2 separate regions of the Homo sapiens genome follow, and region 2 is linked to region 1. A link is a contact called in ENCODE Hi-C data. All regions are on one chromosome and are shown on one strand. Each heading gives the region's core, a stretch centred on a gene start or an enhancer-like site at or near the end of the contact. The rest is flanking DNA. Distances are from core to core; before and after follow the strand shown.

Evidence for each region. Hi-C counts contacts between places; a loop is a spot of excess contacts on that map. Pooled maps may share reads with other maps.
Region 2: a map of heart left ventricle shows a loop between it and region 1 (2.6-fold over the local background). The contact joins the enhancer-like site here to the promoter of TMTC1 in region 1. A Hi-C loop is called at or near these places in 10 of 168 maps with a recorded cell type or tissue (HepG2, Right ventricle myocardium superior, cardiac septum and 4 more), 1 of 37 single-sample maps with no recorded cell type and 11 of 50 pooled maps.

The regions. Positions count from the first base shown.
Region 1 is chr12:29,782,253-29,785,481 of GRCh38, reverse strand. It overlaps TMTC1 (transmembrane O-mannosyltransferase targeting cadherins 1), which reads left to right and starts at 1,540. Exons shown (of 18, transcript NM_001193451.2): 1 at 1,540-2,032. The coding sequence starts at 1,731.
Region 2 is chr12:29,639,336-29,642,564 of GRCh38, reverse strand. All of the region lies in intron 5 of TMTC1 (transmembrane O-mannosyltransferase targeting cadherins 1), which reads left to right. Among named protein-coding and RNA genes, the nearest start is that of TMTC1, 140 kb to the left of the region's middle. RefSeq lists an enhancer at 1,852-2,402. Within about 2 kb of position 1,569, at least 15 of the 41 ENCODE cell types and tissues checked have a DNase peak (open chromatin) inside an H3K27ac peak, as active enhancers do; they include heart left ventricle and heart right ventricle, where a contact is called at or near this core.

The sequences.
Region 1 (3,229 bases), core at 291-2,790:
AGTTAATAGGTGAATAGGAAAGGCTGTAGTGTGTTATACGGGGAAATAGACTCAGGTGTGTCTAGATATTAAAGTCGGTATATTAAGGTTACCAAGCGTGAAAGATTTTGATGGAAGAATGAAAACATCCATGTCCAGGACTTCCAGTTTCATTTCTCAGTCACTAATTTCAAGTCACCAAATAAACAAAGTGAAAATGGGTGAAACGTACTTTGAGTTACAATAAGTTTATCTTAATTCATTGACTTTTCAACTGCTCAGATGTCTTAAAATTTTTTAAAAAGTAAGTTGTTATAGTAAAGAGCCACACAAATACTCATAGCAGAGGAACAATTTCTGGATTATGTCGGTGAGCTTTTTAAGGGTTTGGGGAGGATGAGAATAAAAGGGTGACTTTTTATTTTCAGTTTTTCTATCTGGATGTGTCAAATTCCTGATAACTTCTAACACTCAGCAATGGAAATTTAGAAGGTGCCTGAAAGAACAAATAGAATTTTCAGACCTGGAGAAATTCTAGTAATCATCACTCTGGGACATATTATTAAAATTAGTATTTTAAAAAAGAAAACAATCTTTCAGAAAGACAGGAAGTTTAGGAGCCAAAGCCAGAGGCCCTAATACAAATCGCCCCCACCTCCCCATCCCCCCATCCCCACCTTCTTCCCCGCCCTGTTCAAACACGCCCACAGCCCAGGAAATAATGAGACCCAAGTGATCCAGCTAGATAGAAAAAGTAGTTTGCTTGGCATCTCCCAAATTATCTTGAGCAAACAATAAAATAAGAAATGTTTCAGAAGACAATTCGGCTCCCAGGCCCAAACCAAAACTCGAACCTGGTACTTTTTGTAAGTGCGGGCCAAGAAAGGGGCTGTAAAGTTAAAGAGCCGGTGGCGCCTCTGAACACACCCGGGCAGGGCGAGCAGGATGTCCTTGTCCAGGGAGACCCCTTCTCCTGGCTTTGAGGAAGGTGCTCCCTATCCCCGCGGGTTCCTCCGCCAAGCGGGACGCCGCGCCGGGCGGGTGAGAGAAAGCCCGGGCAGGAGAGCACAGAGCCGGCGACTGGACGCGAGCGCGGGGCGGGTGGAGAGCGTCTCTCCGGGCGCCGCTGCTGTTGTCCCGGGTGCTGAAAAGCCGGGAACTTCCCGGGAAGCAGCGGCACTTTTCTCCCTGGAAGGTGGGTGTGGGGGTTCCAGACTGCGCACCTGCTAAACCCTCCTGGGTCCCCCGGGAGGGGTCCGCCAGATGTGCCCCTTCCCAGCCCCATTCGGGGGAGAAGGATGGGGGCGGGGGCGTGGGGGTGAGCACAGCCGGACACCGCAAGTGGGAACCTGGGGTGTCCTTCCCCGCAGCTCCCGGGCAGCCGCGCGCCGCGAACCCCGGTCCACCTGCAAGCAAGGCGGGCCGGGGGCAGAGGGCGCCGGGCTGTGCGGGGGAACCGGCCCGCGTCCCGGGATTGGGGGGCGGTGGAAGAGAGAGCGAGCGGGCATGCGCAGTGGGGCGGAGGAGGTGGCGATGGCCGGGGGAGGCGGGGGGACTGCTGTTTATTTGCAGCTGGGCCAACTCCGCGGCGCAGGCGGCGGCGGAGCGCGGGGAGCTCGCGGCGGGTCCAGCTGCCGCAGCACCATGCCCGAGCCCCCCTCCGGGCAGACGCCGCGCGCCGCCGGGGCCCCGGTAGGGGAGGATGCCAGACGCCCGGGAGAGGCCAGGGCAGCAGCGGCGGCGGCGGCGCGATGGTGGTGACCACCTCTGCCCGAGGCGGCGGCGGGGACCGCACACCCTCCCGGCGGCGGGGCTGCGGGCTAGCGCCGGCCGGGGCCGCGGCGCTGCTGGCCGGGGCAAGCTGCCTGTGCTACGGCCGCTCCCTGCAGGGCGAGTTCGTGCACGACGACGTGTGGGCGATCGTGAACAACCCCGACGTGCGGCCCGGCGCCCCGCTCCGCTGGGGCATCTTCACCAACGACTTCTGGGGCAAGGGCATGGCCGAGAACACCAGCCACAAGTCCTACCGGCCGCTCTGCGTCCTCACCTTCAAGTGAGTCCCTCACCTCGCGCTAGCCGCCGCTGCCTCCTCTACCCTCCGCCCGTCCCTCGGACCGGGAGAAGTTGCGGGACTGACTTGGGGGCATTTCATTTTTGCCGCCCTTTCCCTCCACGCCTCCCTCCTCTCCAGGATGTGCATGGCACTTTGCTCCGGGATCCACTGCCCGGCTAATCTGGGCTCTCGGGGCGGTTCGGGAGGCGCCGGCTGGGGAGTTGGGATCGAGTTTCTCAACTGTCTGCCCTCTCAGCGGGCTTCTCTCTCGAGGCAGGGCTGGGAGCGGGCTGGTGAAACCGCCTCCGCACCCCTTCGCCTGCCGGATCGTGACCAAGTGGGACTAGCGCGGACCCAGAGGGTTCCGGAGGGGTGGCGGTGGTGGCGATGCTTCCAAGTAGAGAATTTCTCGGAGGCTGTTGGGCAGCTTTGCAGATGAGAAGTGTATCAGCCCCTTAAGGGTTTCGTTCAGATGAGACGAGGCGGGAGCCTTGAGCTGACAGGGCTGCGTGGGTTCAGGAGAGGGAGCAGAAAACTCTCCCGAGCCCCCCAGCCCCCGCCTTGCACCCTTGGCTGCTCCCAGAGGCTCTCCAATCTGCCAGACTTCTCTGGATCTAGACTTTAGAAGGTGCAGAGAGAGGTAACGCAGAGCCTAGGCTTCTCCAGGGACCCTGGGGCCCCAGCCGAAATAGTTTTTCTTTTACAACCTCGGAGTCATGATTCAGCGTTTCTGGTGTGAATAAGCGTAAAGGGAACCGAGAATATGCCAGGTTTTTGAGGGGTGGAGTATTTTCTTTAATTTGAAAAGAAGCCTAGCTTCTGAGGAAAGAAGAGAAGTGCTCATTTAAGGGAAATGCTATCTTACACAATCAGGAGCTTGACTCAACCCTTTATAATGTGGCTCAGCATTGAAGTTCATTTTAACGCGCCGGTCAAAACTGTTGAAATAATATTGGTGCGCTATTATCGGCGTTTTAAGCCTTTTTGCAACGGGTGTAATAGGAACCCGTGTTTATGGTAATGATTATTTGAGACTGGGTTGGCAGCTTGAAAAGCCTGCTCTGGATGAGAGGCTGAGGCCTCTTGACAGGTGTCTCTGATGACTCAGAAAAGGAAACCATAGCAATCGGCAACAATTCATGGGCTTTTGACTTACGTCTTCCACTGAAAGTTTAATGTTTTTAAGGAGAGTGAGAA
Region 2 (3,229 bases), core at 320-2,819, 140 kb after region 1:
GGCTTGGTAATTGTGAATTCTCTCAGCATTTGTTTGTCTGAAAAAGACTTTTTTTTCTTCATATATGATACTTAGTTTTGCTGGATACAATATTCTTCACTGATAATTGTTTTGTTTGAGGAGGCTGAAGATAAGGCCCCAATCCCTTCTAGCTTGTAGGGTTTCTGCTGAGAAATCTGCTATTAATTTGATAGGTTTTTCCTTAAAGGTTACCTGGTGCTTCTGTGTCTCACAGCTCCTAAGATTCTTTTCTTCGCCTTAACTTTGGATAACCTGATGACAACGTGCCTAGGCAAAGATCTTTTTGTGATGAATTTCCCGGTGTTCTTTGTGCTTCTTGTGTTTGGATGTCTAGATCTCTAGCAAGGACAGGCAAGTTTTCCTCGATTATTCCCCCAAATATGTTTTCCAAGCTTTTAGAATCCTCTTCTTCCTCAGGAACACTGATTATTCTTAGGTTTGGTCATTTAACATAATCCTAGACTTCTTGGAGGCTTTGTTCATATTTTCTTATTCTTTTTTCTTTGTCTTTGTTGGATTGGATTAATTCGAAGACCTTGTCTTTGAGCTCTGAATTTCTTCTTCTACTTGTTCAATTATATTGCTGAGAACTTCCAAGGCATTTCACATTTCTAAACATGTATCCAAAGTTTCCTGAAGTTTTGATTGCTTTTTCTTAAGCTATTTCCTTGAATATTTCTCCCTTCACTTCTTGTATCATATTTTGGATTTCCTTGCATTGGGCTTTGCCTTTCTCTGGTCCCTCCCTGATTAGTTTAATAACTAACCTCCTGAATTCTTCTCCAGGTAAATCAGGGATTTCTTCTTGGTTTGGATCCATTGCTGGTGAACTAGTGTGATTTTTTTGGGGGGGTATTGAAGAGCCTTGTTTTGTCATATTATCAGGGTCGGTTTTCTGGTTCCTTCTCATTTGGGTAGGTGCTGTCAGAGGGAAGGTCTAGGGCTGAAGGCTGTTGTTCAGATTCTTTTGTCCCACGGTGTGTTCCCTTGATGAAGTACTCTCCCCCATTTCCTATGGATGTGGCTTCCTGTGAGCCAAACTGCAGTGATTATTGTCTCTCTTCTGGATCTAGCCACCCATTGAATCTACTGGGCTCTGGGCTAGTACCAGGGGTTGTCTACAGAGTCCTGTGATATGAACCGTCTATGGGTCTCTCAGCCATGGATACTAGTGTCTGTTCCAGTGGAGGTGGCTGGGGTGTGCAATGGACTCCATGAGGGTTCTTAGCTTTGGTGGTTTAATGCTCTATTTTTGTGCTGGTTGGCCTCCTACCAGGAGGTGGTGCTTTCCAGAGAGCTTCATCTGTGCTAGTATAGGGAGGGACCGATGGTGGGCAGGGCCCTAGAACTCCCAAGAGTATATGCCCTTTGTCTTTTGCTACCAGGATGGGTAGGGAAGGACCATCAGGTGGGGGTAGGGCTGGGCATATCTGAGCTCAGACCCTCCTTGGGCGGGTCTTGCTGTGGCTGCTGTGGGGGCTGGGAGTGAGATTCCTAGGTCACTGGAATTGTGTATGTAGGAGGATTACGGCTGCCTCTGCTGAGTCATGCAGGTTGTCAGGGAAGCCGGGGAAAGCCGGCAGTCACAGGCCTCACCCAGCTCCCACACAAACCGAAGGGCTGGTCTCACTCCCACCATGCCCCCCTCAACAACCCCCAGACCGTAAGCGATATGAGGCTGTCTGCCTCCCAGCTGCATAAGAAAAGGGCTTGGTTCTTCCCTAGCCTGTGGAGTCTGCACATCAGATTTGCACCCTCCCCCGAGTTCTGGCCAGGAGGCTTCTCACCCCGTTCAAACTGTTACAAAGTTCAGCTAGAGATTTCCTTCTCTCTGTGTAGTTTTATCCCCTGCTTCTCTCCCATTGGATCCCTGTGGTTCCAGGCAGGAACGGCCTGCCAGGGGAGCCCGCGAGCTCCCAGGGCCTTTCTGCTGCTTCCTCTACCCCAGTATTTCACTTGGCTCTCCAAATTGACTCAGCTCCAGGTAAAGTCAGAAACTTCTCCCACAAACAGACCTTCAGCTTCTCCAGTTGTGGGGGACGTGTTTGGGAGAGGAGGGTCTCCCTTTCCCACTTCCACTGTTGGGGCATTCACAGTTTTGTGGGGGGTCTCCTGGGTCCTTAAGAGGGTCTGTGGGTCCTCTTGGGATTGCTGATTTGTTCTTGCAATCAATCTGGAGCTAAAATTCACAATGTGAGCCCCCCCTCGCTGCTCTGTCCACAGCTGCATCTGTTCCTGCCTCCTGTCTGCCGTGATCTCACCATACGTCTCTTCTGGGAATTTTAAAAATAGTCTCCGCCTTTAATTGAGCTCGGTTAATTGGACCATTCATCCTTGTAAGCCAGAGGAACTTTAACAGAACACAATGAGAAGCTTGTCGGAGTTGCTTGGCTCTCTTTTCTTCTTTCATCGGGTGTTTGGAAATAGTCTCACTATCTCTATGGGTCCCAGGTGCTGAAGCAGCAAGTGTTCAGGACTACTGATGGGTCTCGGCCCCGGAATGCCCCATGGGGGCATAGCACTTATCTAGCACCTTCTACTTTGCTGGCTTTTACATGATCCATTCCACTGGGGGATTGCCTGTGGCTTTCTAGTACCAGCCTTGTTTCCTGGAGCTCAGGTCCTGCTTCCAGTCATATATCGTTGTCTATAGATGGTTTTTCTTGATTTCCTTTTCTTTTGTGTCTTCTGTGCTTGTTCCACATTACCATTGTGAGGTTCCTCCATGTTGTTGCATTCATTCTCATTGCTGAATTGATTTCCATCACATGGATATTCCATAATGTATGTATGCATTTTATTGTAGATGGATATGTGAGTTGTCTCCAGTTTGGCGCTATTAAGAAAAGTCCTGCTATGAACAATCTTCTAAATGTCTTTTGGTAAACACTTGTGTCCAATGCTGTTGGGTGGAATTGCTTAGGAGTGGAATTGCTAGTTCATGAAATATGCATTTATTTTGCTTTCATGAAACTGCCTACAGTTCTGCAAAGTGGTTTAATCAATTTATAGTAGGATTTCAAAGTTCTAATTGCTCATCCTCACTGACATTTGACATGATATTTTATTTTAGACTTTCTACTGGTAGTAATTTTTATCATTTTTATATTATACATGTCTAATCCTGTACTCATAACTGTTCTTTAAAAATGTCATGTTTATTTACAATTTGAAGCTATTACTCTTGGGTGGCCCTGCCTGGACTATC